Linked DNA regions of Mus musculus: regions 1, 2 and 4 are each linked to region 3. Evidence: chromatin loops called from intact Hi-C (ENCODE). Cell type or tissue: left cerebral cortex. All regions are shown on one strand. Region 1 overlaps Gm31340 (a long non-coding RNA gene). Region 2 has its middle 93 kb from the start of Ranbp3l. Region 3 holds the start of Slc1a3 (solute carrier family 1 (glial high affinity glutamate transporter), member 3). Region 4 overlaps Slc1a3 (solute carrier family 1 (glial high affinity glutamate transporter), member 3).

What was found. A loop is a pair of places that touch in the nucleus more often than their neighbours do. Peaks named below come from ENCODE experiments on the same cell type or tissue, not always from the same donor. Only the 100,000 strongest peaks of a DNase experiment are listed, where the experiment ranks them.
Region 1: a loop joins it to region 3, with 1.9 times the contacts of the local background. A loop is called at or near these places in 2 of 42 quality-filtered maps.
Region 2: a loop joins it to region 3, with 2.3 times the contacts of the local background. A loop is called at or near these places in 5 of 42 quality-filtered maps.
Region 4: it touches region 3 in a loop (3-fold over the local background); 4 of 42 quality-filtered maps call a loop at or near these places.

Annotation. Positions count from the first base shown.
Region 1 is chr15:8,777,649-8,785,648 of GRCm38, forward strand. All of the region lies in intron 2 of Gm31340 (a long non-coding RNA gene), which reads left to right. Among named protein-coding and RNA genes, the nearest start is that of Gm31340, 71 kb to the left of the region's middle. In left cerebral cortex, no CTCF peak of the experiment used is centred here; a DNase peak (open chromatin) is centred at 3,754; H3K27ac peaks cover 319 bases.
Region 2 is chr15:8,870,554-8,878,553 of GRCm38, forward strand. No RefSeq gene overlaps it. Among named protein-coding and RNA genes, the nearest start is that of Ranbp3l, 93 kb to the right of the region's middle. In left cerebral cortex, no CTCF peak of the experiment used is centred here; a DNase peak (open chromatin) is centred at 4,700; H3K4me3 peaks cover 232 bases; H3K27ac peaks cover 201 bases.
Region 3 is chr15:8,704,944-8,712,943 of GRCm38, forward strand. It overlaps Slc1a3 (solute carrier family 1 (glial high affinity glutamate transporter), member 3), which reads right to left and starts at 5,864. Exons shown (of 10, transcript NM_148938.3): 1 at 5,396-5,864; 2 at 3,619-3,896. The coding sequence starts at 3,799. Gm31340 (a long non-coding RNA gene) reads left to right here and starts at 6,083. Exons shown (of 5, transcript XR_383822.2): 1 at 6,083-6,129. In left cerebral cortex, a CTCF peak has its summit at 844 (motif pointing right); DNase peaks (open chromatin) are centred at 1,412, 2,127, 4,835, 5,525 and 1 more place; H3K4me3 peaks cover 4,143 bases; H3K27ac peaks cover 3,560 bases.
Region 4 is chr15:8,629,438-8,637,437 of GRCm38, forward strand. It overlaps Slc1a3 (solute carrier family 1 (glial high affinity glutamate transporter), member 3), which reads right to left. Exons shown (of 10, transcript NM_148938.3): 10 at 4,687-6,902. The coding sequence ends at 6,695. Among named protein-coding and RNA genes, the nearest start is that of Gm46508, 51 kb to the left of the region's middle. In left cerebral cortex, a CTCF peak has its summit at 4,142 (motif pointing left); DNase peaks (open chromatin) are centred at 216, 383, 3,077, 4,141 and 2 more places; H3K4me3 peaks cover 649 bases; H3K27ac peaks cover 303 bases.

The DNA of each region.
Region 1 (8,000 bases), 73 kb after region 3:
CATCCTGACACTTGATCTGTAGACCAGGCTGGCTTTGAACTCAGATCTGTCAGCCTCTACCTTTCATCTGCTGAGATTAAAGGTGTGCACCACCATCATCCTATTTTATTTTCTTAACAGATGGTTCTTGTGACAGTTAATCTTAATTGCCAACTTTATGGGACTTAGTATTACCATGCAAACACACCTCTGGGCATGTTTGTGAGGAATTTTTTAGATTAGATTAATTGAGATGTGAAGACCCACACTAGATGTGGGTGGCATAATTCCACGGACTGGGGTCCTTAGCTGAATGAAAAAAGGGGAAAGAGCTAAACAGTAGAATTCATTGGTTTTTTTTGTTTGTTTGTTTGTTTGTTTGTTTTGTTTTTTTGTTTTTTTTTGCTTCCTGACTGCATATCAATGTGTCCAGGTGTCTCAAGTTCCTGTTGCCATAACCTCTCTGTCACAACGAAGGGACTCTCACACTGTGAATCAAAATAAATCCTTCCTTAAGTTGCTTTCCCAGGTGTTTTTTGATGTCAACATGTAGAGTAGCAAATACAATCCTTTTATTTCACACTCTCTCTGTTATTCGCTTGCTCGCGGAGTCTTTGTTATATGCTGAGCTCAGCACTCTAGCACAGCCCTAGCTCTGATGGGTGAGGTAAGCTCCTTGCCCTTAGGATGCTTGTTGTAAGATTAAACATGGTTGGATTGTTTCAGAAAACGGGGGGGGGTGATGGAACTGAGGGTGATTAGCATGGTTGTGAGGACTACTGAGCGCATTAGGTTAGGTGTTTGGGAACTTGAAGGTGTTTGATATGAAGTGTAGGAGCCTCTAAAGATGTCCCTATCCTGATGTGCAGAACCTGGAGAATTTAAGAGAAATTTTGAGATGATAGATGGCATTAATACAAGAAGACAATAGACTGTCTGGGGCCAAGCTATTTACAAAGATTCCCAAAAGGGAAGCAGAAAAAGTCAGGATGATCATAGGACTTGGTTCATCATTGCTACCTTTAGGGAGAAGAAGGAGTCAAAGAATAAGGGAGGTTTTCAGTATCTTGAAAAGTCCAGGAAATATATTCTGAAGACCCTTAGAGTCTTCAGAAGGATTACAGCTCTGCCAACCTTTTGACTTAAGCCCTGTGAGAATTATTTTGGACTTGTGAACTCTAAAACTGTAGTATACTAATACATTTGTAGTATATTTGTACTACATTTGTATTACATTTATAATACATTAATATTATTCAAGCCATTAAATTTGTGGTGATTTTTTTTTATAACAGCAAGAGAAAAAGAATACAGGAGGAATTGGATTCGTCATGTGAGTGACAAGAAAGACTCAGTCCAATCATGAGTCAGAGCATTCCAGACAGATGGAACAACAACAACAACAAAAAAGACCAAAAAAAAGAAAAAAAAAAAGAAAAGAAAAAAGAAAAGGAAGGAAGGAAGGAAGGGAGGAAGGAAGGGAGGGAGGGAGGGAGGGAGGGAGGGAGGGAGGGAGGGAGGGAGGAAGGGAGGGAGGGAGGGAGGGAGGGAGGGAGGGAGGAAGGAAGGAAGGAAGGGAGGAAGGAGAGGGAGTGATACAGACTGAATCTGGAGAGTAAGCAAAGGTCTATGACAGCAGTTCTCAACCTGTGGGTCATGACCCCTTTGGGTATCAAATGACCCTTCATTTGATATCAGATATTTATGCTACAATTAACAACAGTAGCAAAATTATAGTTACGAAGTAGCAACAAAATAATTTTATAGTTAGGGTCACCACAGCATGAGGAACTGAATTAAAGGATCAGGGCCTTAGGGAGGTTGAGAATCACTGTCCTATGACATAAAGTCTTGTTGTCTATGATAATGAACTTGGGTCTTATTTTAAACATGCTTGGAATATTCTGAAGAATTTTAAGTATGTGATTATTTAAGATGAATTGTCTGTGTGGGAGATTAGCTATAGAGAAGAAAAACAGTGCCAAGAAGACTTCCAAAAAGGTGGAATGATGCCCTTTGAGACATGAACTTGGAGAAAGCCATGGGCAAACAGAAGGTGAGATCGAGGTGGGCTACCAGGGCAAGATGCAATCATTCATCTCCTACAGAAGCTTCCTGTCTCCCCTGCAGATTCCAAGTTGTAGTCTTTCTCCATCCTTCATCTCACTAAATAGTGTCCAAGGAGATAGGACTTAGTTAACAGGAGACATATCTGGTGGTATACCTTGGATGATGTCTGAGGTCATGAGGTTAAAGGGGAACAAAATTCCCTGGTCCAGAGTGGTATCCTTAATGAAGGGCACTACATGGGTCTGGAGGGTGACTCTGTGGATAAAAGGTTTTGTTTTGCAATTAAGGCAAGCTGCATTCTGACTTCCACAACTCGAAAGCCGGCTGTAGCTATATCTGCAACCCCAATTCTGGCAGAATAGGATTCTGCGGGTTCACTGGCCAGCCAGTTTAGTCTCAACAGACAGCTCTAGGTTCAATGGGTACTCTATGTCAAAAAACAAACAAACAAACAAACAAACAAACAAACCAAGATGGAGGGTAGTGAAGAAGACATCTGACGTTGACCTCTGACCTCCACACATGCATGCCTGGGTGAGCACAGCCACACCTAATGCACACGGAAGAAAGTCATTCTCTCTCAATTCCAATCAAGCTAGAGTTGGTCCTACCAGTGCAGCTAGGAATGCTGACTGATCGACTTCCTCTCCTTGACACTGGATAAGTGATGTCTTGCTTTATGCTATTTGGCTTCTGTTATTACAAATAATTAATACCAGATAAATTTGGGCCATGATAAATGCTACAATAATCTATTCAGGGCAAAATACTGAATGCTGTGTGAAACATTAAAAATTGCATTTTTTTTTTCTGCTAAGACTCTGAAACTTCAAAGGCAGCCTGATCATTGTACAGGGAAAAGAGTTTTCTTGGAGCGTGGCCAACAAGACTTTGCCTTATTCAATTGTTTCTGAATTAACCTTACTTAATCATCTCTGATGCCTTTGCACTTGGGCCTCCCTGTAGCACGAAGTGCTTCTTTGACCAGACTGTCCAAAGCGTGCTACAGGAGGTCACGTAAACATAAATTGAAATGGGGTGGCTGTCCTTTGTGGACAACCATTATTTCTGCCGGATTCTGACTGATTTATTGAGAGCCCAGAATTCCAGGCATCCTTCAGAAGATAGCCTTAACTAAACCTGTCAGTATAGAAACTGCAGGATTAAAACCCAGAGTCTAGATTCCCTCAGCACATGGAGAAAATGAGTCTGTGGGAGACACCGACTTACGTGAGGGTCCACTATGAATCAGAGGCAAGGTCAAGGCAAGCAAAAGCCCTGGTCAAGAAAAACCCAGGACGCCCTTGGCAGACTCATGTTTAAAGAGAGACACAAAGACCTCTACCTTTTTCTTTCTACTCCTGGGTCCCGTTGATGAAATCAACACAGAGACAGAATTTAAAATGGCCTTCCTACCAGGAAGTGAGCACATTGGGCTTTGGGGTAAGGAGGATTGCCTGAAAGTCGCCCCCACTTGTGAAGAAATCTCTCCCCCTTTCATGGTTCTTCCCTGAACTCCAGAGTCAGTCAAATGTATTTCTCCCCGGGGTCCTTTAGTCTTTGCTTAATGAGACTGCTGGTTGCCGAGGGTGGGATCGACATTCAGTTCTGCACAGCTTGTATTCATCTTCCTGAGAAAGGACATTGCACAAGAAAGGATTGCCAAGGGCAACCGTGGTGGCATTTCTGAGAGAGCGGTGGCATTCCCCACAGTGAGAGGAAAGGCCGACTGTTCACTGGCGGATGGAGGGTGGTGGAGGCAGGAGGCAGGACTCCCAGAGGAACTATAACGCTCTTACACTACCAGACCTTTGGTTCTTGTTTTGTAACCACCCCGGGGTCTGGTTTGCAGGACACTGGAGCCAAGTTTCGGTTGGAGGGAAATTCGTGGGGAGTAAAAATCGCTGGGTCGCAAGAGAGTTAGAACATCTCAATTGCCTTCACGGACCAAACACTGCCAGCTTCAGACACCCAAATGGATTCGTCATTGAGTCCACGGCCGAGAAACCCAGGTCTTTGACTTGCCCGTAGTAAGGGCCCGAACAATGCTCTTAAAGGCTCAGCATACAGTAACTTGGACTACAACTTGCTGAGCGTGTGGCCTGAAGGCAGGGTAGCTGGCAAGTTGGACGGAGTCAGTCCTCATGCCTCAGACCAGAAGCAAAGAAAATGGACTCCCAGCTCTTTGGCCTGTGTATTGCTCGGGGAGACAGTGGGCAAAGGAGCTGTTGCTCCGTGAGGTTGGCACTTTTGGTGGCTCCGGCTAAGTTCCAGCCATGCTTTGCTCCCTAACTCAGTGCTCCGTCTTTGTCCAAACCCCACATTTTCTCTTGGAAAAGAAAGGCCTCCTAGATGCATATGACAGGGTACGCATTGTTTGGGGTGAGGGCTTTTTTTTTTTTTTTTTTTCTAACCAAGCTGGATCGTTCTTCAGCTTCAAACTTTAAACACAGAGTCACAGTTTACAGAAAAACCCTCCGAATTAGAAAGGAAACCTCACGTTCTGGTTGAGGCCTAATTGACATTCAAAATAAACTGCACGTTTTGAAAGCCTGCGGTTTAATGTGCTTTGACGTCTGTATTCACTACTTGATTGTGGTGACATCATCACGGCCTAATGAACGCATTCATCACTTCCTCCACGAATTTCTCTCGGGCTCCTTTGCAGTCAACCCTGTCCCCCTTTCCTGACCCAGCCTATGCGCCCCCAAAATCTCCAGGCAATGTATATCAGCTTCTCTTCATGTTAGTCTTCATTTTCTAGAGGCTTATCTAAGTAGACTCTTATAGTACATACTCTTTCTCTGCTCTGGTCTCTTCCAATGAGCTTTATGGGTTTCTTGCTTTCAAAAAAGTGGCCCGCTTAGTTGAAGCCGCTGAAATCATTGCTGTAGCGTTGCACATAGCACACCCTTACTATTGTTTTACTATCTGGAGATCTGGAGATGCAGATGTCTTTATGTTCCTATAATAGTGATCTCAGTCTTCTCCATTACATCTCCAGTTTTCCTGAATAAAGAGGGCCGTCAGTATTACTGACTTTTTCAAGCCCAAAAGCTCTTGCCTTCACACATTTTTCCCTTCTGTTTTTCTGTTAATTGACCTTTGTGTGGATATTTACTATTTTCTTTGGTTTCTCTCCCTCCCTCCCTCCCTCCCTCCCTCCCTCCCTCCCTCCCTCCCTCCCTCCCTCCCTCCCTCCCTCCCTCCCTCCTCCTTCCCTCCCTCCCTCCCTCCTCCTTCCCTCCCTCCCTTCCTCCTTCCCTCCCTCCCTCCCTCCCTCCCTCCCTCCCTCCCTCCCTCTCTTCCTCTCTTCCTCTCTTCCTCTCTTCCTCTCTTCCTCTCTTCCTCTCTTCCTCTCTTCCTCTCTTTCTTTCTTTCTTTCTTTCTTTCTTTCTTTCTTTCTTTCTTTCTTTCTTTCTTTCTCCAGTTTCTTAAGATGGGAGTTGAAGTCACTGACTTGAGAACTTTCCACTTTCTGACAGAAGTAGCTACTGATGCATGTCAGAAGAAAAATGGCTCACTTCCCCCTCTGAGACCCTAAAGGTGTGGGTGTTTGTTTCCATCTGTGAGTAAGCAACTGATGCTGGAGGAGACAGGCTGTGTGTGCTCTGAACCAATCCAGTCTGGATCCTTTCTACCTAGTGATGATGTCAGATCCCACCAGCTAAGGGCTCAGTCCCAGGACTGGCCCCACTCCAGATGCCAGTTTCAAGCCCGAGTTTCTAATCCATCAGCTACAAATTAGGATTCCCTGACCCCATTCTTGAACTAGATTAACTTGCATGACTGGACCACACAGCTCAAGGAAGTACATTTGCTAGTTTAAAATAGAGTGTTACAAAGAATGACGAGGAAGAGGTGCATAGGATGAAGTGAGGAGGAGAAGGAGAAGGGAGAAGGAGGGTGATGCCTCCTTTGCACATACCCTACACACCAGGGGCCTCTCCATTTTCAATTATGCAGAAGCTCTCTGTAGCATCCTTCTCAGGTTCCCTGTGAGACTCACTGTGAATGTGAGTGATGTAATGTGTGTGTGATGCTCTAGGGAGCACAGGGAAGCCTGCAAAGGCCTTTCTGCTTCTTGGCCTCTGTCCCACTGAACTCCATCCAGGACATAAGCAAGGGCTCTGCGGGTAGAGGAAGGTCTAAGACTTATTCTCAGGCAAGGATAGACAAGCTGTCTCGAGTGAGGCTATGCCAGTGCCTGGCAAATACAGAAGTGGATGCTCACAGTCATCTATAGGATGGAACACAGGGCCCCCAATGGAGGAGCTAGAGAAAATACCCAAGGAGCTGAAGGGGTCTGCAACCCTATAGGTGGAAGAACAATATGAACTAACCAGTACCCCCAGAGCTCGTATCTCTAGCTGCATATGTAGCAGAAGATGGCCTAGTCGGCCATCATTGGGAAGAGAGGCCCCTTGGTCTTGCAAAGATTATATGCCCCAGTACAGGGGAACGCCAGGGCCAAGAAGTGGGAGTGGGTGGGTAGGGGAGCAGGGCGGGGAGAGGGTATAGGAAACTTTCGGGATAGCATTTGAAATGTAAATAAATAAAATATCTAATAAATGCTAAAAAAGAGATTATTTTAAAAAAATTACGTATCCATCTTTTTTTTTTTTTATCTCATGTGTATTTGTGTTTTGCCTACATGTATTTTTGTGTACCACTTGTGTGCCTGGAGTATACAGAAGCCAGAAGTGGACACTGGATGTTATAGATATAGTTCCAGAAATTGAACTGTTGTTATAGATGGCTGTTAGATGCCATGTGGGTGCTGGGTAGAGAATTCTGGTTCTTTAGAAAAGCAGCCAGTGTTCTTAACTACTTAAGCCATCTCTTCAGTCCCTCAGAGATTTCCTTTATGGCCAACTCCAATACAGAAAGGTGTGTGTGTGTGTGTGTGTGTGTGTGTGTGTGTGTGTGTGTGTGTACATGCAAGTGTATACACATGCCTGCCTGCCTGTCTCTTACCTTCCTGCATGTTTGCCTGCCTTTCTGTCTGTCTGTCTGTCTGTCTGTCTGTCTGTCTCTGTGTGTATATATTTGTATTAGAGTTTGTATGACTTGCCTTGGAGAAGAGAAAATTTAGTTTCTCTGACCTGTCTTGGGGGAGGAAATTATATACTAGGAGCCATAGACAAAACACATTTTTTTCCTTGAGAGATAGATATTGAAATCTGTAAATTTAAGTATTAATTATGGATTTAGAAAAGTTTGCCCTTTGGGTAACTTAGAGGCAGCTATTCCCACTGGCTCCTTGTATCCCAAGATCCCAGAAAATTTAGCTTGACAAATATTCATTGCCTTTTCGTTATCCTCTCACCAGCTGTCTTAGTAAGGGTTTCTAGTGCTGTGAGGAGACACATGAGCGTGGCAGCTCTTATAAAGGGAAACATTTAATAGGGGCTGGCTTACAGTTTAGAGGTTTAGGCCATTGCCATCATAGAGGGAAGCATGGCAGTGTGCAGGCAGACATGATGCTGGAGAAGGAGTTAAGAGTTCTTTATCTGGATTGGCAGGTAGCAGGAAGAGACAATGAGCCATCAGGCCTGGCTTGAGCTTCTGAAACCTCAAAACCTACCCCCAGTGACATATTTCCTCCAACAAGACCACACCTCCTAAGAGCACCACTCCCTATGAGCCTCTGAGGACCATTTTCATTGAAATCACCTATTGTAATGTTTCTTAGTATCATCTTGCCCTTGAAACTCTTTGTACCTGAGTCCATATGTCAGTCCAAACTAGGCAGGTACAGGAAAAAAAGATAGATATATAATTTTTTAAAAGAAATCACATCTGAAATACATGTCCTGTTAAAACAAGACTATCAGAAAGAAAGCTGCAAGCTCCTTCAACAAGGCTGTGGGGCTGGACTGTAATGGGATTCCTGGCAAGGAGACTGTTTTCTAAATGTCTCAAAGGAAAGGAGTATGAGATCATCAAAG
Region 2 (8,000 bases), 170 kb after region 3:
AGGATTTGGCAGTAGAGCCTCCCCACGCCTGTCAGAGGGACCGAGACTCTGAGTAGACTCCAATACCTTAAATCCTTCCTTCTTCAGTGTATCGTTTTTCTGAGCTCCATCAGGGGTAAAAGCCATTGAGGAAACTCTATCAGGATAAAAGTCAGGCAGCAGATGGCAAAGTCTGAAGCAGGTGCCTGCTCTGTGACAGAGTGATCATGGAAGTCCTGTCTAGTAAAGTCACACTTGAGCAGAGTCTTGGTGGAGTGAGGATATGGATATCTTCAGAAAAAAATTTTTTAGACAGAACAGTAATCATAATGTCTTTGAATCTGGAATGTCTTCTGAATATGTGTTTAGTAAATAGTAAGCATGAATAATAATCAAGGATGATGACTACAGAGGTAGCCAAGAGGTGACCTTAGAATGTTAGATATTCTCTGAATGAGGAGGGAACTTGCTGAAGGAAGGAACACAGTCTAACCTAAGCACAGTGTGAGTCGCCTGGGCTGTTATAGTCTGCTGGGAGCAGATCATAATAGAACCATGAAGAGAAGGCTGGGCATAATCTGGGTGAGGAGAGACAGTGGTATGGCCAACACCAAGCAGTTTGATGACTTCCAGTTCCTTTGCTCTTCTCTATATATTTCATAATTAGGTTGTCTATGTTGACAAAATCCCGCAGGCTTGATCTTCAAAAACCACTTAACCTTTCTGTACCTGTTGGTTTTAAATCCTCACTTGACTAGGATGACTTCAAGCTCAAAACTAGTATTAGTAGTTAACTGAAAGGCTGGATGCGTTCCTCTATGATCAGAAGCAGAGCAAATATATCTGCTCTCACGATTTCTGCATTGTATCAGACACTGACCCAGCAGAGAGAAAATAAAATAAATGACATCCAGATGGGTAAGGAAGAGGCAAAGTATCTGAAATTGCAGCTACTATGATCTCATATACATAAAACTATAAATTAATGAAGAAGTTCAGCCAGTCTATAGGATACAAGATAAATCACAAAGCTAACTATAGTTTAATTCACTTTTTTGGTACAGTTGAATAAAAAAATCTAAAATAACTAGGAATAAAGTTAACAATCAAATTGGAAGTTTATACTATAAAAACTATAAAGTATAAAAACATATCACATTTTCACATGTGAGAAAATTTAACATTGTTAAAATTATTATACTTCAACATTTTTATGTTTTGTGTTGCAAATCCAATACAATGTCTATCAAAATTCCAGAGGGATAGAATTTGGCAAGTAGATCCTTAAGTTCATTCATAGAAAAATGCAAAAGACTTGCAATACTTAAAGCAACACCAAGAAAAAGAAAAATCATTAGAACTATCACCATCCAAGGTTATAGTGACTTGCACATTATTTTATTCTTATCTAAATAGTTTTTTTTTTTAAGGAACTTATACAGTGACAGTAGTTAGCATAGTGTGAAATGCTGACTCTAGGGATGTATGTGTGTATTTTTTAGCATAAGCACATGAAAACATGTGCCTCATCATTAGAGGAATGCAAGTCAAAAATCCCATAAACATAACACTGTGGTGCTATTAGACTAACTAGAGTTTAAAACACTATCCAAAAGATTCGGTGAAGATTAGAGCAACTGGAACTCCCATACACAGTGGTGGCAGTGGAAAACAGTGCAACTACTTTGAAAAATGAACTTGGTAATTTCTTAAGAAATTAAACATGTATCTGTCATATGGTCCAGTCATTCCATTCCGAGGTATTCACCGAAGGGAAATAAAAGCATACGTCTATGCATGGACTTGAGCATGAACATTTACAGAACTTTTATTTATAATAGCCTCAAAAAAGAAATAACCCAGTAGTATAATAAATATGGACATATTTAATCTTTGTCCTTGGTATGTAGCACAGTCTCTAAATCCTGGGGATTCTGATGATGGCATTGTCTTTTGTTAATTGCAATTGGTTTTTCTAGAATTTACCTGAGTTCATGCTAGTGAAGGGATCCTGGGTGTTGCCTCTAATATCTTCAGGATGGGACTAGTCACCAGAAAGTAAACACATGATTAAAAAATTAGAAATTGCCTGGCGTGGTGGCGCACGCCTTTAATCCCAGCATGCGGGGGGCAGAGGCAGGCGGATTTCTGAGTTCGAGGCCAGCCTGGTCTACAGAGTGAGTTCCAGGACAGCCAGGGCTACACAGAGAAACCCTGTCTCGAAAAACCAAAATAAATAAATAAATAAATAAATAAATAAATAAATAAATAAATAAATAGAAATTATAGCCTACCACCAGTACCTCTGGAGAAAATGAGAGACTAGATCTTGTCATTCAGCTGTCAAAAGTCAATGGTTTCACAGTCATGCCTGTACACTACATGTGCATAAGCATTCCTACCTAGCAAGGATATAGCTTGAATGTTGACCATTCTTCAAAGACCTATATACTAAAGACTTGTTCTCTAGGGTATTGCTATTGAGAGGTGAGGAAACCTTTAAGAGACAGTGCTTAGTGGGATTTCTCTAAGCCATTGGGAGTGTGCCCATGAAAGGGATTGTTTCTTGCTCCTTTGTTGCCTGGCCATGAGGTGGGCAGTTTGGTCTATCATACTCTCTATTCCATGGCCATCTGGCAAGATGACCAAAGGACCAAAGCAGTGGTTCATTTGATCTTGAGCTATAATTCCCTCAAACTGTGATCCAAAGTAATATTTTTCTCTCTAAATTAATTGCCTCAGGTATTTTATTACAGCAACGTAGAGCTAATGAGTAAAACCATGGATCTGAGAGCTTCTAAGTTAGTGGCTACATTGAGTTCTGGGAAGAGTGACTTGTCCCACCCTTGCTTTCCTATGTATATGTTTTTCTACTTAGTAGTTCCTCAGATGTATCTTTATAATAAAATAGCAAAGATTAATAAAATGTTTCCCAGAGATGTGTGAGGTTTTGAATACCTTGCGGGATCAGAAAAGGGAATTGTGGAAAGCCCTAAAATTTTAGGTGTCCCCAGGGAAGTGGGAGTTACCTGAGGAGATCATTTGTAAATCATGCCAGAAATTAAGGATGCCTTATAAGGCTGGATCTTTGACCTTTGAGGCCTGTGCCAGCTCTAGATAGTTAGCATTACAACTGGACTATTGGACACAATTAGTGTGAGAAACCTGGAGAATTGTCTGTAGAACCAATATATGGCTAAAGGAAAAGGTGATCCCCCCCTTCATAGCCATGATAAAGGATGGTTTCTCATACTCATGTGACCAAAGACAGATTAAGAAGACAAAAGCATAGCAAATTCATTGATCATAGTTTTAGATGATACGGAAGCCTTGAGAAAGAAGACACACAGACCCAAGACAGACTCTTCACATCTTTTACAGTATAAATAAAACATGAAATTTATCACATGCCTAAGGTGAGAACATTACTCTCTGGACTATTCATTTTTATGTCTGTGCTTAATGATGCATGGACAGCCATGTAGAAATACGATTGGACAAAAAGGTGTGACCCAAAAGTAATAAACCAAAGAGGAAACCCTCAAAGCCAGAGAGCTTCGCTTCTCCTTGACTCCCCAACTGTAGAATTTCTTCCTCTGGAGAATGGGAAAGGAACCCTCTGGTCTTCATTTCTTTAGGAACAGTTCTTACACAGAAAGATGGAATGAAGCTAAAATAATATTTTTAAAGTTTTACAGCTGCCTTTGGGAAAAAGTGATCCTGGTTTTTATAATCTGCTGTAGGGGAGAGAAATTCCTTCTCCATAGCTTGCCTAGGGGGGCAATGAAGGATGAGAGCCAGGAGGGTGGGAGAGGGTCAGGAAAACTTCTTTCCTAAGGCTTTTCTCAAGCTCTCCATTTTTGATGATCATTTTATGAATCTTATACCTACTATCTACATGTATGTGAATAGATAAGAACTCTATTTTATATAAAGCTGACAAAATACTATTTAGCAATTAAAATAGTCTATTGATATAAGATACACGTGGATGGCTAGCAAAATAAGTATACTGCATAAAAGAAGTGAGAATAAAAGATTCTCATTCTCCACAAACCCAGTTAAATTAAATTCTAAAAATTCAATTTACTCTATAGTGGCAAAAGGCAGAGTATTTGTAATCCTTGCCTCTAGCACCCCAGGCAAAGAGAAATGAGGCCATGATTTTGCATGCGTGTAGATGTTTTGAAAGTCTTGATTGTGCTGATATGACAGTTTGACAGTTTTGTACATATGTCAAATGTACCACATTACATTTAAAATATACTTAAAATATAATGCTATTCATACCACAATAAGTCTATATAAAATTTTTAGATAACTAGGATAAATTGTATTCAAGTTGAAACTCTAATTGGACATTTTGGTAGTTTTCTTTTCTTTTCTTTTCTTCACACTTTTCTTCATTTTTAAAAGTTTTCTCTCCTGAGCTTGTGTGGTAGAGAGTGAGCATAGTGGAAAAACAGCCGATGGTATGAGGACATTACACAAGACTCAGGCAATGTGATGCATTTTACAGGAAGAGTGTGAGCTAAGCGGTCCTTTGTGGGCTCATCTGGGAACCCAATCACCATTCATAACTAGGCTGGCTGTGAAAAAGATGTGCTTTCCCTTCCAAACACCGATGTTAAAATGAACTTCCATAACACTGGTGTTTTCTTTAAACTCCCTCCGCAGCAGGAACTCTTTTTTTGCTTCAGGTTTTTTCACAAGGATTCTCTTATTTCTCTGTGGGTGTTTGTTTTTCCACAGTAAAGTAGAGGAGCTCCGTAAAAACTGAAACAAGATTTTGCATGGGAAATACAGCAGATGAAGACTGAAGCTGGAGGCGTGCTCTCCTTGGTATGCTAGGAATAGCCTTTGATGTTTGTATTCACAAACAGGGCTACAAACATCGCGTCTTGTTCTGCAAATGTTGTGCCCTAGTTTAGATGGCCCTAGTGACACGCCCTAGTTTAGATGGCCCTAGTGACCGAGCAACGTGGTGGATGACGTGCCACTTCTGCCTCTTTTTTTTTTTTTTAAGATTTATTTATTTGTAAGATGTATTTATATGTAAGTACACTGTAGCTGCCCTCAGACACTCCAGAAGAGGGAGTCAGATCTCGTTATGGATGGTTGTGAGCCACCATGTGGTTGCTGGGATTTGAACTCCTGACCTTCAGAAGAGCAGTTGGGTGCTCTTACCCACTGAGCCATCTCACCAGCCCCTCTTTTTTTAATTATAAATTATTTATCAAATGATATTCCCCTTCCCAGTTACCCCTCCACAAATCTGCCATCCAATCCCTCCTCTTCTTCCCCCCACCTTTATGAAGGTGCTCCTTCACCCACTCACCCACTCCTACACTAGAGTGGTAACTCTAGTGCTCTCCTTCACTGGGGCATCAGACTTTCACAGGACCAAAGTCCTCCCCTCCCACTGATGTCAGATAAGGCCATACTCTGCTACATATGTATCTGGAGCCATGAGGCCCTCCATGTATACTCTTTGGTTCGTGGTTTAGTTTATCGGAGCTCTGGATGGTCTGGTTGCAATCCCCTTCAGCTCCTTCAGTTCATCCCCTAGATCTTCAAGTGCCACTTCTGCACACAGTCTTCCTTAGCCCCTCAGCCTTCAGGGTTCCCATTGTCACATGAGATCTTATGTCATCAGAAGCCCCACTAAGTCTATCCTATACCCACCAGACTTGAGCCAACAGCCATTTTCCACCCAAGTTCTAACCTTGTGTGCAGGGCAATGATACACAAAGCAAAAAACTTTTAAAAGTTTCTATAGTTCAAACATAGCACTTACCATGTACTAGAACCACAATTTCTCGATGGGGAGGTGCAGCTTAGTGGGAAGGGTTTGGTTTACATGGGTAGAGACTTGTGGATGGCTTACCTGTTCCATTGTGAGTTCTCACATTTTCCCCTCCTTGGGTATAAACTATAAGAATGGTTCTAATACGTCATGGAGGGGACAGTAGCTAAGTCTGACTGTGTTTAGAGTTGCTACAGTCAAGACAGAGATTCTTCTGTTACACTGGAATAAGGAGCACTGAGTTTACATGGTTGTTGCAATAGTTTATTCACATTTACAAAGATAAAATTATTTTTCTACTATTTATTTCCTTGGAAGCCTCACACTCAAATACATCCTGTTCATATCCTGGTCTATTGAACATAGCTCAACCTAACTGATAGACCTTTGTCTCTGAGAACCCAGAACTGACTTTGTTTTCTCCTTGTGATATTGTTGTTGTTTGAGACAGCATTTCTCTCTATAGCCGTAACTATTATGGAACTCCCTCTAAAGACAAGGCTGGTCTTGAACTCAACTGCCTCTGCCTCCCAAGTGTTGTGATTAAAGGTGTGTACCACCATGCTAGGCTTCTGTGATATTCCCATACACACTTATTACACTGTATATAGCTGTCTTTTACAACTTCAAGGGCTCTTCCTTCTAATACCCTTCTCACCCCTTTTCATCCCCTAACACTAGATAGGAGAGGGAAAAGGATAGAAAGGAAAGGAGGTGACATTATCGTTAGACTATTTAGTCATGATTAGGGGTGTCAAGTTCCTTGGGGCAAGTTTGATGTTCACCATCAGGATATTTAATTTCTTCTTCTTTCTTCTTTACATATGACTATATAACAAACTGTTACCAACAGCAACCAACATCCAACCAACAACCCGATTTGCCTCTCAGGGCTCTAGCATTTGTATACCCTTTGAAAAGTCCCCAGAATTCCAAATGTTACACAATCACAGAAGTGATCTGTCACTGGCAAAATCACATTTGTGCTAGAGCACGGGGCAAATCATAGTCAGCTGCTGTGGACAATCTGAAGCAGCTCCATGTCCCGCACCTTAAGAAAGCTTTTCCCTATAATATTTCTGTGTTTTTTAAAGAAATCCAAATCCAAAATTGTCAGTACAATTGTACGTCAGAGCAACATTTAGCTCTTTCTTGCTGAGCTTGCTCCACCATCTATCAGTTCTGGCTACCAAATGCCCCTTAAGTAAACACATCATTTAAAGGAAATGGATGGAGCAATCATGGAATAGCCCAAGAGGTTTCTCATTACTTAATACCACCATGCTATCACTTTGCAAATCTCCTAAAGTGCAAAATGAAAATCTAATTTCACAATTATATTAAGTAGTGCAGTTTCATAATTCCCAGTGTGAAGACAACCTTCAAAAGAAAAGAAATATCTTTTTCAGGTAATTCATCTGACAGAGGGTTCATATGGAGAGTATAAAAAGAACTCCAAAGTTTAAACACACACACACACACACACACACACACACACACACACACACACACACACACATACACATACACACTCTCTCTCTCTCTCTCTCTCTCTCTCTCTCTCTCTCTCTCTCTCAAACTAATCAATAAATGGGCAAAGTAATAGAATAGACAACCCTCAAAATAGGTATGGTCTATAAATACATAAAATGTTTAGCATTCTCAGCCCCTTTGGGAAATGTAGACTAAACCAGGTCTTGGATTTCATCTTAACCCAGTTGTAATGGTTGTACTTGAGATAACAAACAACAAATGTAGGCAAACTTTCTGAGAAGAAAAGAAAACCCCTTTATGTGTACACTGTTGATGCCAATTAAATCAATGCTGCCATTATGGTGGCTGCGCTGTGGAACTCCTGATTGCTATGGTAACTTACACTATGGTGTTTCCTCAAAAAAATATTAAAATTTGACCAACCACATGAGCCAGCTATACCAATCCTGGGTTGTCATGGTCAATCTTGGTTGTCAACTTGACTGGAACTGGAATCAGCTCAGAGACATGCCTCTGGGTGTGTCTGTAAAGACATTTTTTAGAAGAATGAACAGAGAGGGAACGATTCTCCTCTAGAGTGGGCAGCACCCTCAGGTGTCAGACTGATATAAAAAAAGACAGAAGTCTGAGAAAAAAGCAGGGGAGAGTGGATAGGAAAAGTAATGGGAGGATGGGAGTTAGCACAGTCATTAATTGCATGTATGAGGATCTGAGTGCAAAC
Region 3 (8,000 bases):
GGGAGCCCCACAAGATAAAACATCAGGTGCTGTGTAGATCTTCCTGTGCTCAGATTCCCATCCCTTGCTGTTGATCTCATGACACCCTATTCCTGGTTATTTTGCGGGGAAAACACATTCTCTTGACAGGGACACATCCTGTGTCTTCAACAAGACAGAGAACTTCCCCTTTCTTTTCAGCAAGATGTGAGGTCACTCTAACATAATCGACCAGAGTTGGGAATGAGAGTGTTTTCTAGCGGAAGGGAGACAGCAAGCCCTCTTCTTAGTGCTTAGTCCTTTTTTATCAAATGTTTGCAGTAACCAGGAAGACACATGCTGTCTGAGGCTTTCCTCATAAACTCTTCCAAATGGACTTGGAATTTGCTGCCATCTTCTAACTTGCTGCCAACTTTCCCTAGTTATATGAGGTTTTGTCACAGCACAACACGTTCACACCTTGCCACTGCTTAGAAATGGTACCTGACTGCCCATCTGTACTTGGAGAGGACATGATGCTGAAATCAGTCCAACTCTCTGCTTTGTTCTAGATTCATGGAGTCATGCATCTCTACCTCTAGACTACAGTATTCTTGTCTAGTTTCCATTGCCACACTAAATACATATTCATCTTATCTGGAAAAAAAAAAAAAACCACAACACAAAATGAATTGGATAAACTTTTAAGCACCTTTCCCTGAGAGCTGACCATACCTAAGAATTTTGGAAACTATTATCTATGATTCACAATCACATTTGGGGGAAATAATTTCTCCTCCTCCTTCTCCTTCTCCTTCTTCTTTGTTTTTTTTTTTTTTTAGATTTATTTATTGTAAGTACACTGTAGCTCCAGAAGAGGGCATCAGATCTTGTTACAGATTGTTGTGAGCCACCATGTGGTTGCTGGGATTTGAACTCAGGACCTTTGGAAGAGGAGTCAGTGCTCTTAACCGATGAGCCATCTCTCTAGCCACCTTCTTCTTCTTCTTCTTCTTCTTCTTCTTCTTCTTCTTCTTCTTCTTCTTCTTCTTCTTCTTCTTCTTCTTCTTCTTCTTCTCTTGGTAGCATCTGTCTTGACTCCTTCACCCATTTAAGTTCAAATAAAGAATTGACATCCAGACATATTCCTCCCCCATTGTTTAGTTAAGGGCTAATGTAGACATGGACTCCAGTCACAAGTGGAGCCTTTGTTTCGGCTGGGCCCTCAGTGGAAGGCACACCAATAGATAACAAAAGGCATCTTCCTTTTCTCTAAATCTGTTTGCTTATAAGTTGTCTGTTTGCTATTCAGGCCCTTTGGTGTAAATTCGGTGGTCTCTCTGACTATCAATGAGCTCTTCTTTGTGTCTGTGTTCTTCTTCTTACTGCTTCTAACTCCTCAGTTTCCATTAGTAAAGCCAACCATGAGGGCGTCCAGCCAACTTATCGGCTCCAGCTCTGCCAACTTTGAGTGCAGTTCTCACAAATCTGAGGAAAGTCCCCCACCCCCACACTGGGCTAGGAAGTGAGAGCACTAGAGAAAACAGATCCTCAATTCCTGGCGTTTTCTTCCATGAGGAGCACTGCTGTGTCTCTGTATTTAGCAACTTCCTTCTCAATTAATCCTACTTCCCTCCCCATACTGTATTTTTCCATTCCTCTATTCTTTCATGGAAATATTCCTGTCTTACAGAATGAGCTCTTTTGGTGTTTAGAGCACCATTTTGAATAGCTGATTCTGCCTTTTGCAAACATACTGAGCTCCATGCAAGTGGTACTAATGCAAAACAAGTGAGTATGTATTACACGGGTGTGAGGTGAGACCTAATTGTAGAAGAACGAGCTCACTCTTTCCCTTGAGTTTCACTGTCAATCAATGGTAGCGTGCTGATGCTGAAGAGCTGCATCAGTAGTGATGCCTTGCTGGCTGGCCTCCACACCACAGGACATTTCCCTTCTTAGCATTTCTCATCCAAGTCAGTAATCAGCAGGGCAAGAGTAAGATGGCTCTTCTGTTAGGAGACCAGTGTTTGGCATCAGACTAACGTCGTTTCTCTTCTGCACAGAGACTCAATCCCTTTGTGAGCAGCTCCATCCATAAAATGAGGGTGTCTGTACTGTCATATCCACCATCACAAGTGTGAGCACATGAAACCCTTGGAGAGGTAGTCTATGTAAACCCTGTGATGACTATACTATCTCTAAGCTTGACAACAGCTGTGACTCAGAAAGAGACAGTGTTAAAACTCCTTTTCCTAGAATGCATTCAAAGCTGGGAACCTACTGAAGAAAGCGATTATTTTCTCTGGCTTAATCAGGACATGTCACCTTTGCATTTTTTCTACAATGAATCAGAAACTCATTAATCAACAATGACTAAGAAGGGCCAGAGCTGTTAAAATGGAATAAATCTAAAGTGTGTGGCACATTTTCCTCTCCTGATGTGTTTCTGTTTGTCACCCATAAAGTCAAGTTTCTGACAAAGTTATATCATATGTTATACAAGTTTCTTAATTTTTTTATGAAGTCATTAATTCTTTAAAATTTATGGATATCTTAGAGTGATTAAATTTTTACATGAATGTCTTTTGGAGGCAAGCTGGTAGAAATTTTATTTTAGAACTTATTATTAGTTTCTATATTTCTAGCCTAAGGATGTCTACACTGGTTGGATCAAAAATTTCAAATACTTAGGTTTTTTTTTTTTTCATCTGTATTTTTAAGGCAAGATCTGTGTTGCCTGTTAAGTAATAAACTAAAACTTCAAATAGCCGTAAACCAAGCAAACAAAAGTTTGATTAATATAGATTGCCATCAAACATGCTAAATTAGTAAGGGACTGAAATATTTTAGAAATGATGTAGCTAGCTATGGCAGGCTCCATGAGGCAATGAATGAAAGAGACCTGTGTTTGCCATCTCCCAGTTTACCTTCCCAAGTCACTGCATGAGAGCATTCAAACATAGGACAGATTTGACTTCCATTTTTAAGCACCGATACTCAGTTTCAAATCGTACTAAGGATATAATTATTATCAACGGCCCATGATTCATCTTGGGCCTCTTGTATAAATCAGTTTTAGGTAGCAGTGGTACACTGTTTTTTGTTTTTGTTTTTATTTTTTGATACAGGGTTTCTCTGTGTAGCCCTGGCTGTCCTGGAACTCACTTCGTAAACCAGACTGACCTCAAACTCAGAAATCCACCTGCCTCTGCCTCCCAAGTGCTGGGGTTAAAGGTGTGCGCCACCACCAACCTGCACAGTGGCACACTGTATAACGATAACATTTGGTCAAGTCTAGCCTACCTAGTGATTCAATTATCACTCTCTTATCCCCCAAAGGCACCGGAGAGCGTTTATCTCATTTCTGCACACAATCAATGGATGCGCAAGAGGCTTACCAACAATTCTTTTTGGTTGCCATGTGTTCAGCTTCCAACAAATGGTTTTGTTTGTTTGTTTGTTTCTGGAGAGGGGAAAAACAAAACAAAACAAACAAAACAGAAAGAAAAGCCAACTTCTTCAAATGCAGAGGAGATCCTGACCGATCAGTTGGAATACCTACAGTCAGTCTATCTGATAACACCCCCCAGGCATTCATGCATCCCAAAGAAACAGGATACAAGCTTTTGTAATGTTGGTTGAGGACAAACGACTCACCCACAATGACAGCAGTGACCGTGAGCAGAACGAAGGCATTCCGAAACAGGTAACTCTTAACATCTTCCTTGGTGAGGCTCTGAACTTTCTTCTTGGCCAGAAGTGTCCGCTTGCGGACCCCTTGCTGCAATCTCTCCATCCTGCCCCCCATCCTAGGCTCTTCTCCGTTGCTTTTGGTCATATTTTATCTTTCTAGGAATTTATCACGTCCTTGCGTGTCAGTGTCTTGCACTTGTTCCCAGAAAGTGAATTCTCCTCTTTGGTGTTAGAGAGGACAACTAGAGCGGAATAGAAAGGAAAAAAAAAGTTATAGCCTCCTGGGCTGAGCAATCGGGACCTGCTCACAGGATGGCAGACGGTGAGTTAATTGCACGAGAATTAAAAGACGGAAGAGCTTTGGTAGCAGGCCAGATTGTATGCATTTTACTGGACTATGTGTACAAAATTAACGTAAAGTTAGAATAGATGAGCAAAAAGTTGTGTTCCTTTTCCAGTTTGCTCTATCCCCTCAATGAGTAAGGGGTTCTTCAGGGTTGGATGAGACCAAGCACCCACATTTCCACTCTGTCCTCAGAGCCTAGCCAAGTGCCTCGCACAACCCACACACTCATTAAGTGCCTGGTTGAACTAAACAGAAAAATTCCACTTGAGAACTCATGTCTTGTATGCGGTTAAAGATATATAACTATGTCAAAAAAAAAAGAGCTAACTGAGATACTGACATGTAGCCATTGGCATATGTAGTGTGAGTCTTTGGTTTCATTTATTGACTTCACAAAGAAAGAAACATGAGCCAATTAACTTGTAAATACGGCCATAAAAAGAACACAAGTGCCCAGGTGACAGTAGAAATGCAATTGAGGCTTTTACAGGGAAACCTTTCCTGTGAAGTTAGCATATTGCCCTGGGCACATCTATAAATGATCTAAAATCACAATCCATTTTCATATCATTAGAAGGTAGGAGCATGAAGCACCATCTGTGTTCAGGGCAAACCCGCAAGCCATGCGAGGAGGAGACCTTCACTGCTGTCTCCGTATTTTGAAATTTAGGATTTTGGGGATAGAGGAGGAGAGAAGCCAGCTTTCATTCCAAACATTACAGCGTGTGGTTTCTGGTTTCTTTAAAGTGCTCTTAGGTTATTTAAATACAAACGCCTAACCATTTTCCTTGCTGGCAATCAAGGGCTTCCTCCTGCCGCTGTACATGAATCCTAAGCCCTAGACTTTGGCGATGATCAGCAGCGCCTGTGGACGTGTGTATCTGGCAGAGTCGGAGCCAGCGTGTGCATCTGTGGGGGAGGTAGCTGCAACTCGCAGGCTTTCGGTAAATCCAAGGTTGGAAAAAAAAAGACTTAAGAGTTTTGACTTTTAAATAAAATTGTAGGTTGAGATCATTGATAGTAAGACCTGCAGTGTATTTAATACTTTACACTAGATTAAAAGTTTAAAGAGGGGGGATAAAGAGAGGAGAGTCCAGATTTTTTTTAAACTAATAATTCTGATGTCCTTAACCCGCCAGTTCCCCTTAAAGTACACCCGTTCAATCTTGATTTTTATTCTAGATCTCGAACGTCCGTCTACTCCCCCACCCCCAACCTCGATCGACTGAATTTCAAACCCAGAGAGGACTGGGCTTGCATAGTTAGCACACGCCGGCTGCTCTCGGTCCGAACAGGACCTTACCTACCAATATGGCTAGCTTTACTCCGGCGCTCAGCAAACAGAAAAGTGGGACGCAAAACTGAGCCCCGCGGGCTACAGAAGGCTGCGCTTACCTTTTCTGACTCTGGGATGGGAGGAAGACACCCCGGGCTACGTGGAGGTGAATTCCCCAGCAGGTAGCTCGGAGTAACAGCTTAGCGAGCGGCGGAGCAGGCTGGCCCTGACAACATGCATGTGCTCTGAAACCGCCACTTACTATCAGGCAACTTAAGAAAAGAGGAGGAGCCTGTACTGGGGAAAGGGGGAGTGGGAAAATGAAAACAGCAGGAGGAGGGGGGAGCCCGAGCTCCCCGGAATATTGATTAATCTTGGCACCACAGAAGCACGCTTTATGGCTTTGTTTTGCTCCGTAGACCACGTTCACGCCTTGTTAGTTCACTTATATTAGAAACGCAAAATCAGGACCTGAGAGAATCGAAAACTAAAGCGCTCACACACATGGACGCTGGAAGTCCGGATTAGAACGTCTGGGAGACTTCTCCAAGGCCACGTTTAATTACCTCATTTCAGGTTGCCTCCCCTTCAGGGGACGTCAGAGGGTGTTCTTTTGCCTGCTCACACAACTGTTGTAGCACCCCACCCCTTTAGCATTGGGGACATAACTGAAATTTCTTGGAAGGATCCTGAATACAATTAAGTATAGAGAGGAGAATGCTTACTGCCGCCCTCTCAACTTGTATAAAGTTACTCAAAACACAAGGTGAGACATGCCCCTGTTTTACAGTTTAAAACTCCAATATAAGGAATCTGATTGGGCTCTGGCTGCCTGCTCTGCGGACAGAAAAAGGTAAGAAACACAAAAAAATCAGGATCGCTGCCAAACTAGAAAGTAAACTCTGTTTTAAGACCAAGAGTGCAGATGCACACTCATGACTTCCAAAGGTAAGCTATTCAATTGCTTCCGTTTAAAGAATGCTGAGTGCCCCCATCCCCGTTTTCAGGAGTTAGAAAGTTCTCTTGGTTTTTGTTTTCTTGTTCTTTCTCTCTCTCCTTTTCTGTTCTCTTCCTCCATCTCTCTCTCTCTCTCTCTCTCTCTCTCTCTCTCTCTCTCTCTCTCTCTCTCTTTCTCTCTCTTCCTTCCTGTGTGTGTGTGTGTGTGTGTGTGTGTGTGTGTGTGGTGTATAGTTGGCTGGTTAGTTGGGTTTTGGGTTTTCAAGACAGGATTTCTCTGTGTAGCTCTGGCTGTCCTGGAACCAACTCTGCAGACCGAATTGGCCTTGAACTCAAAGATCCACCTGCCTGTCCCTGCCTTGCAAGTGCTAGGACTAAAGGTGTGTGCCACCATACCTAGCTTTTTGCCATTTTTCTTAAAAGGAAAACGGACTGCACAAATATACAACCTGCAAGTTAAAAAAGGAGTTGTTGAGAGTGACTTACCCCTCTCTCCTCAGTTTTAAGAACTTGTTGAGGTGAAGGAAAACGGCTCACTAGAAACATGAAAACACACCCAAGATCACAGCCCACATTCTATTTGCTGGTTCCCTAAGATCCCCACGCAAAGTCTGCTCAGTTTTCGTGTCTGTCATCCAAACACCAAAATATGTCATTTTGTTCCTCATTAGCAAATCCAGGGAGCTATGTTTTAAAAAAAAAAAAAAAAGTTCCCTGCCAGACTTAATTGTTCATGTATGTGCTTTGGAACAGCTGCTAGTTGGAAAGTAATGGTTGGTTGTAAGAGTGCCTGACCTGTCAAATTAGCAGCAATTGTAACAACTTCCTACCATAACACTACTTTAACAATTTAATGAGAATCTTCGGTCTCTTGTCAGCCTCAGCCCTCCGTGATCTTTTCTTTCCTCTTGTCCCTCAGATCCCTTAGCATCTGCATTCGATTGCTTAACACTTAATTATGTGCTGCCTTGGCCCTGTGCCCTTGATTCCCAGATCAGGTCAAGTCGGGGCTTCTCAACTCAATGATAAGTTCTTTGAGGGCAAGAGTCTGTCTTGGGCCTGATAAACAGCGAGCATTAAGCAACTCTGAAGACCGGCAGATATAATCTAAGAGATCAGATCAGATCCCTTGTTTACCACTTCCTGTGATAAACCGAAGCTCCTTGTTCCCTGTTGCTACCTCAGATGTGCATAGACCCTCATCTCAACCTGAGCCATGCCTTTGTCACGACTATGATTTGGTTTTTTTTTCCCCCTGTATATGATTTGCACTTTAAGGGTACTGGAAAGAGAAACAGGACACTTTTAAGTGGAGTCTCAGTGACACTCAAATCAATAACATTTCTGCTTTACCTTGCTCACTTTCCAAACCCAGCAAAAAAGAAGGAGGGGAAGGGGGGCCGACAAACCATTCTGGTTAGCACAGAGGAGAGCCTGTCTGGGTTTTCTCCCTTCCTCCACCCCTTCCCCTTTGGAAATCCCTACACTCTGGCTATTACCATTTTACTATTTCAATTTGTGCAAAAAACATAGGAGTCTGGTGTTCATAGAGAAAGGAAGTAATTCTCCCTTGGAAATTGTGTTGGTTGCAATAAAACCTAATGGGGGGACTGAGATGCAAAGAGTCTCAGTTCAGAGCTCATACGAAGTGCAAGGTTTGAGTCTGGGCCCAGTATTGGGAATTACTTCTTCTGCATGTACTTAAGAAAACAAAACAAAACTATAGCAGTAATGCCCTGGGGGGCAACCTGATTTGTTCTGGGTACT
Region 4 (8,000 bases), 76 kb before region 3:
GCTTTAGTAGCAAATCTCCTGGTTCCCACCAGGGAAGGTTTGACTGGCTTTTCCATTTCCCCTTGGCTGGGAGGTGGGGGTGGGGGACAGCAGTGGGAAGGGGGCCGGCAGAGGGGGAGGTCACTGGCACACAGAGGGACAGTTTTGTTCCCTGGGAGACTCTGGGAGAGGAAGCTGGGTGGTCTCCCCGGAGTGTCGAATTATGCGCTTCACAAAACCACCATGCAGCGCAGGGCTGCTGAGAGAGAGCCAGCACTGACAAAAGCATCGCAGACACTGGCAGGGGAATCTGCTCTGCCCCGGTGCAGCGCCCGGAGCCCCTCCAGAAGAGCTCTGTCAGATTTCGGAGAGTCTGGTTTCCAGCCTCCCTCCCAGAAGACAGCAGTTCTTGCAGCTTCTCGCGGGCTTGCTTCCATCCATCCATCACATCTGCGGACCGCGAAGCCTCTCTGTCTTCACTGGCCCGTTTCGTTATAAACATTTCAAGAGCCGTCCAGAGTGCCAAGAACTGAGCTGAGAATTTGATGAACACACATGTATATAAATGATGTATATGTGTCCCGTTTATTCATTTACCACTTCTGCAAAGTGAATAATTACATACATCCGAGATAAAGAAGTTGAACTTCTTTATGTGCCATTTAACTAGCGCTCACTTCATGAGCATTCCTTTTAACATGGTAACTCAATGAGAAAGCTGGTTTGGGGATGGCGACTTTATCTGACCTCCACAGGTACAGAAGGGATCACCGAGGTCCAGCGACTTTTGCAAGCCGATTGAGAAGTCAGGTATATTATGACATAGATTAACCAATTGGGTCCAGATTTGGGATTAAACAACATCTGAAGGTCTTTAAGTTTCAGGAAACATTTCTCTCTCTCTCTTTTTTCTCCCCACCCCTTTCTCTCTCTCAGGTTGAGACATGATCTCATTAGGTAGTCCTAACTGGTTTCAATCTTGTGGTACTTTGGCCTCAACCTGCTGAAGTATAAGGACAGGCATAAGTTTACTATGCCTGGCGTGACATTTTCCTTAGGACAGCTGTGCTTTCTGTTTGTTTGGCATAGTTCTCCTAGGTTTAAAAGCAAGCCGGCTTTGGGATCCTGTTGTTTGAATGCAGTGGCTCTGGGTGGTAGTCTTCAGATAGGTGTTCCTGGCCGAGACCGTTTTGATCAGCTCAGTGCTCCCAGCTGAGCTGATTCTAAATGGTTTTTATTTTCTCTTGCAATGGCTATGTCTCCAAGCTCCTGTCTGGGCATTTTCAGGACTCAATAAATTTCCCCAAACTTACACAGTTAGAGAAAGCGCTCCTAAGTTGCCACCTGATGCCATTTCCCATTAGATTGATGGCGGTCTTGAAATCGGCTATGGACCCACCATCTCCTAGGTGGGAGACAGTGTCTCTACTTGTTCCTTCTGCTGTCCCAGTTGGACCCTGCTTCCCACGCCATCATACCTGGCTTAATGTAGGGGCTTTTGTGGAATGACTGCCATTTGGAATCTGGAAAAGATTTTGAAAAAAAAAAATTCCCCATTTCCCTCTTTACAGCTCCTGGAAAATTGGTCACGTTTGAACAGGACAATAGGGCAGACACATAGGTACTTTTCTAAAAGACACCCTCAAGTAAAGGGGAAAATGTGCTATCTCTTAAAAGCAATGCCAGAGACATGTCTGTATTTTAATGGGTTACAGAGAATGTTCTATGTGGAGTAGGGATGGAGAGGGGATGGGGGAAGAGAAGAGGAGAGTGAGAGAGAGAAGCAGATGCCAGCTTTAAAGTACTTCAAGTACAGATAAGCTAAACACCATTTAATTTATTTAAGACAGTTGCGTGGAGCCTCAAAAGTGATTCATCAGGCTTTTAAATGGTGGCCACAAGATTTACAAGGACATAATCAGTGATAATATTACCAGGACAAAGAAACTGTAGGAAATTCTAGATGTGGGAGTTTTAAAGAATGTTTTTGCTTTCACTTAGCAATTAAAAATTGAAGTGGTTATAACAAAAACTCCCCTCCCCCAACACATATTTTTCCCATATTATGTCCACTGTACTAAGGCAAATAGGAATTATTTTCTATTTTTCACTTCACTTGTATGTGGGCTTCCCATATTATCAAATAATAGAACTTCCAGTGTCTTCCATTTCATAATCACTGTATTATTTATTTAATTCTTACACTAAGACAATATTTGTTCCTTACCTGAAGTTAAAGTTTAATGGGCTGCCATATTTTATGTGATAACCCTTCCTTCAGAGTTAGAACTTAGTGAAAGAAGAATGTCCTGAAACCCAAGGCTGGAGTAGCAGTTGTGTGGGCTGGACAGCTCTGTCCTAGGTTGGAAGGGGTTGCCATGTTGTCTTCAGAGTGCAAGTGTGTGTCTGAGAAAGTATGGGAGAATGAGAGTCCTCTGTAGTCTATAATCTACAGTCTAGAGCCGTGATTCTCAACCTAATTCTAATTCCTAGTCCTGTAACCCCTGTGTTGTGGTGACCCCCAATCATAAAGTTGGTTGCTACTTTATAACTGTGATGTTGCTACTGTTAGAATCATAATCTATGTGTTTTCTGCTGGCCCTAGGCAGCTCTTATGAAAAGGTCGTTTGACCCTCACAAGGGGTCATGACCCACAGGTTGTCAAGGATCTCCGAGAGGTGATGGGAGAGAAAAGCTGAAGGGTCCCTAGGAAAATGAAGCCTTTCTGAGAGACCTTGCATAGATAAGGTGACCGAGGGAACCAAGAAAGGAGAGCCTTTGGGGATTTTAAGCCACTAGATGGTTTATACAGATTGAGCCCATTAAGCCCTCCTGTTATTGCACTTTAGAATTAGGTGTAGCTCAGGTGACTTCTCAGGTGGCAAACCAGAGCATTCTCTGTGGTGGTCCTGGCTGGGCTCCTCCCCCCCAATACCCCCCACCTTTAGGCACAGTGGATGTTCTCATCACTTCTTAGGACACAACTCACCCGTTCCCTTCCCTCCCCGTTCCCTTTTTGTGGGCTTATTCATTCAGAGTGTGCCCCAGTCGTAGCACTCAGCTGCCCTGGCCCCGAGAGAAGGCCACACAGAGCTAGGCATTGTTGATCCAGATCTGGGACCACCCGGGTGGGAGCAGTGGAAACACAACCTAGTAACACAGAGGCCTCATGACTGACAGCAGCTTCGGGTCAAGTGCCCTGCAGGCTGCCCGGAAAGAGGCCCTGCATTCCGGGGGCCCCATCGGGGTCTCCTCCACAAAGCCCCATCCAGAGGGAAACAAACCCTCCCTCCAAGCTCCCTTCAGACTCTATGCTAGAATCCCTGTGCTAGAATCCCGTCCACCTCCCTTGAATACAGGAAAAGGAAAACAAGGACCTTAACTTCTGAGGGCCTAGAAACTTAAAGAAAATGTGGTGTGTGTGTGTGTGTGTGTGTGTGTGAGAGAGAGAGAGAGGGAGAGAGAGAGAACAACCAACAAAACAGAAACAACAAACAACAACCAAAACAAACAAAAAAAACTAAATATATTTACTTAGTAACAGTAGAAAATGTTAGCCTACTGTTTTTTTCATAGTTCTGTTTATGAACAGACTTATGAGCACCCATGTGGGGATATTGACCTCTTTCCTTCTCATTCTGGTCAGACTGGGACTGAGATTCCCTGCTCCACAGACACAATGGCCCCGGCCAGTCTCACACAGTCCAGCTTCTTAAGATGGCTCCGTGGCCTTCACAAACTAACTCCACCTTAGGTGTAGAGTGCAGAGAAATTGGCTAAGAAACAAATACATTCTAGTAGTGGGTTGACTTCCTCTGTGCTTCCCAGATCACTTTCCAACATCTAGAATATTCCACAGGCTTGCGGATATTGATCTCTTGTTGATAACTGAGTTTTGTTCTCTCTGTTTTGAGCCATCTCCATCCTATTCCCAGACTGGCTACGTGAGTATCGTCTATGCCTTAGAAAAAGATTCAAATACATTGATTTTTAAAAGAAACCTCCTATAGGAAAACTGATAAAAATTAAGAAAAATGCAAACGTGCTAAATTTTATATTATCAAACATGAGTCATTCTACTGAAGTCTTCCTAAGGATGGCCTACCCTCTGCAAGCTCTATTTAGGAAACTTGTCTGTAGGTGACTGCCCCCTGCTGGTAGCCAGCGAGATTAAAGGCTATACAGCTAGAACTTCAAGCTGGAGGTTTTGTGATATTGCTCACCAGTTCTTTTATTACGAAGCTTGAAGGAGAATAGTCTCCCATAAGTGGTTATTAGTAACCGGGGCTGCTTTGAAATGCCTTTTGGGATCCAATCCCGTCCTTTCTCTAAATGGCAGCGGTAATAACAGAGATAAAGCTATTTAATTTGAAGGTCAGACAGGACAATCACTGTTTGAAAGAGCCCCATGGTAGAGTTCTGCTTTTCTAAGCCCAACACAGAAATGATCCCTTTTATATGTGAAATCAGAATCTGACCTGGGCAACCAAGTGCAAGTGTCGGAGCACCATGACTCCCTCATCTCCTCCTCCTTTTGACTCCTGTTTTAAGAGATTGAGCATGTCATTACATATTGCCTCATGGCTGACATCCCCAGCTGATTCTGCCAAGATTTTACTGCCCAGAGAGGCATCTTTCTCTAACACTTCTTGAGCTCACTACCATATGTCCATCAACGGGGAAAAGAATAAATAACATACAAATGTATTAATGTAAAACTATTTTTTCTTTATTGAAAATACATCTACAAAGTGAAGTTTCCCAGTCCACAGTGGGTACACACATAGGCAGAGCCCGGGATGGACCAGCAAAAGGATCACCCTTGTGAATCTGTTTCTGTAAGAAATGGTTAGTATAAAAAATATCACACCGGGTAAACAGCATTAATTTGATGCGATTAAGGTCTGTTCAACTAGTGTCGAAAAATGACTGCCACATAGATTAACCTCTGTAGTGTATTTCCCAAATAGAGCTTGCCATTAAATGATTACTCCCCCGCAGCCTAGTGTTAACCTTTCTATACATGGGATGCTCAGGATCTCTAGAAATTATCTCTAACTGTAGACTGGGAGATGCCATTCTAGATGCTCAGTCTGTTAGCATAATTATGTCCATTCATCATTTTCGCTCAGAAAGTCTGAAGCAGCTGGTACTGTCAGATGGCTCTCACTGAGTATCTTTGATTGGATATTCCTAAGGGAGTGAATATAATCTCTTTTAAACCTGGGAGCTGCCTCGCCTGAAAAGAATTCTCCTGCTGTGTTTTCTTCCATCCTCAGTGATGTTATCCTCATGCTGATTCATCTGTCTTTTTTTTTTTTTTTTTTTGGTAGGGACATAAACAAGCACACTCCACTCTAGATGAGACTTTTGAATGATTTGTCAAGAGACATCTCTATACAAAAAAGAGTATGTTGTTTTTGTCATCCTAAGAACGCCTGGTTAAAATAGTAAAAACAAAACAAATAAAAAAACCAAAAAAAAAAAATCTTTTTCAGAAATGAGACCATCCACCCAGCGTATGGATCTGTCCCAGAGATGTGGTTGGTTGGACTGGGAGATGAGGAGGAAGTGGTGTTATGACGTCGTTTCTTTGGGGGCTGATTAGGGACTGAAGAGGAAGTGTTTAGGCTAACAGAAAAAGGGTTGAGATATAGCTCTCCATTTTAGTCTTTAAAGAAAACCAACTTTTCCTGATCTTTCAAAGAATCCTCCCTTTTGTAATGTTGGCCATACTCTATTCTTTCTCCACTCTTTAGTGTTCCACACTAAGACTTGAGCACACTTGCTAGTCTTCTCTTTATTTCCTAGACATCTAATTGAAGAGACTGTCTTCCCTTGGATTTGGGAAGTGTACCCCAGAAGGGAGGGCCTCTAGTATTGGAAAACAAAACAGGACAATAGGCCTTCTAGGATGGCCTTCCACCTGTCTACTGATAGAACGAACATTTTGAACCCAGGATCTAGTGAGCCACACACAGCCTGCCCCTAGAGAGAAATGTCCATTCCCAATAAGTGTCCTGTCTGAGATCCTCATGGTGTACAGGGGCAGGGTCCTTCCTGATGTTCCAGAAGTTTGGGCTAGAGAGGCCTGTCTAGGAGTCACTCATTTTCCGGATGAGAACACTGAGGCCAATGGATGAGACAAGGCTCACTCTAGACCATTTGGGAGCCTCACTCTCCGCTCCTCCTCACAGCTGTGCTGTGTGCATGTGGGGATTGCCCTGATGCTGACAAAGTCAGGGCAGGAGTCAGAAGAAATGGGAACCTCTCAGCTACTCAATGGGTAACTGATAATTGCTCATCAAGTTGTAATGTTTTAAGATTAAAACTCAGTTGCATTCTGAAGGATTTTTACATCTTGAAAGTTGATTTTAAAACTTTTTTTTTCGGTAGCCTATCATTTGCTTAATTCTTTTACTTACAGAGCAATGGCACAGGATCGTTTGCCACCTAAATTGGTAATATCGAAACTGTGTTTGATTGTAGTAGCTTACTTGGTAAGAATAATATGAAATGACTTAAAATTTTCAAATGTAGGCTAAAACCGATAGGTTTGGGCTGCTGCAGAGCCCTCCTTTGTGTTTGGCCGTTTTCCAATCCTATCAGAGTAGGGAGGAAAGAGGAGCTCACTGGGAAAGTGAGCCCAGGGAGATGGATACATTGTAGAACAGTTTCCAACACTTGGTGCTTAAGAAAGCACTTCTCTGTCCGTCTACATCTTGGTTTCGCTGTCTGCCACGGGTTTCTCCGGTTCATTGTCCTGGGCAATCAGCTGATACGGCTTCTTCATTTCGTTCTCCTCAATCACCGAGTTCCCCATTTCAACATCTCGGTTCTTCAGTTCATGTCGGGACAAGTGCTCGACAATCCCTGCTCCGAGGGAGTCACCCAGTACGTTGGTGGTGGTTCGGAGGCGGTCCCTGCAGGTGAGGCAGGCAGGAAGGAAAAGAGAGGGTCCCATGAAAACCACTAGATCCCAGCACCTATCGTGAGTTGGCTGGAGAAGGCTTTAGAAGGATCTTTTAGGGGCTGGAGAGATGGCTCAGTGGTTAAGAGCACTGACTGCTCTTCTAGAGGTCCTGAGTTCAATTCCCAGCAACCACATGGTGCCTCATAACCATCTGTAATGAGATCTGACGCCCTCTTCTGGAGTGTCTGAAGACAGCTACAGTGTACTTACATATAATAAATAAATAAATCTTAAAAAAAAAAGAAGTATCTTTTAAGTTCTGGGTAATGTAATAGTGGAATGATTTCATACTTGGACCCACAACACCTACAACTAATCACAAGTAAGTGATTAGTTTCCAGCTATTTAGTGTGACTATAAACAGAAGGTGAACAGTGAGGACCTCCCCCCCCCCCCCCATGTGTGTGTGTGTGCTCGAGCACCCGCACACGCTCTATGTGTGCATGTACATATGTGTGGAAGCCAGAAGTGTGGTCTTTAATTATTCTCCACTTTGTTTTGAAATAAGGTGTCTCACTGGAGATTTAGCTAGATTGGCTTGCTAGCCGTTCCAAAGGGTCCTCTTGCTTCCCTCTGCCTTTCCAGTGCCAATGTTGGAGATTTATAGGTGTGTGACATTGTGCTCTGCTCTTTTTACATGGGCACTGTTCCGAGGCTGGAACTCAAGCCCTCATGCACACATCATGCAACCATACCAAATGAGTCATTTCCCCAGTCCTCTTTCCTGAGTTTATTTAACATTTTCTCTTTCTTTCATTCACCTTCCATTGTACTAACAGTTCTCAAAGCATGGGACAGAGTCTCCTTGGAGAAGCGTGCTGGGATAAAAACTATTTTTATACTAATACTATGGGCTCATTTGTTCCTTTTACTCTTTTTAAAAAAAGGATTTATTTATGTATGTATATGAGCATGCTATTTCTGACACACCAGAAGAGGGCTTCAGATCCAATTACAGATGGTTGTGAGCCACCACGTGGTTGCTGAGAATTGAACTCAGGACCTCTGGAAGTGCTCTTAACTGCTGAGCCATCTCTCCAGCCCCTCT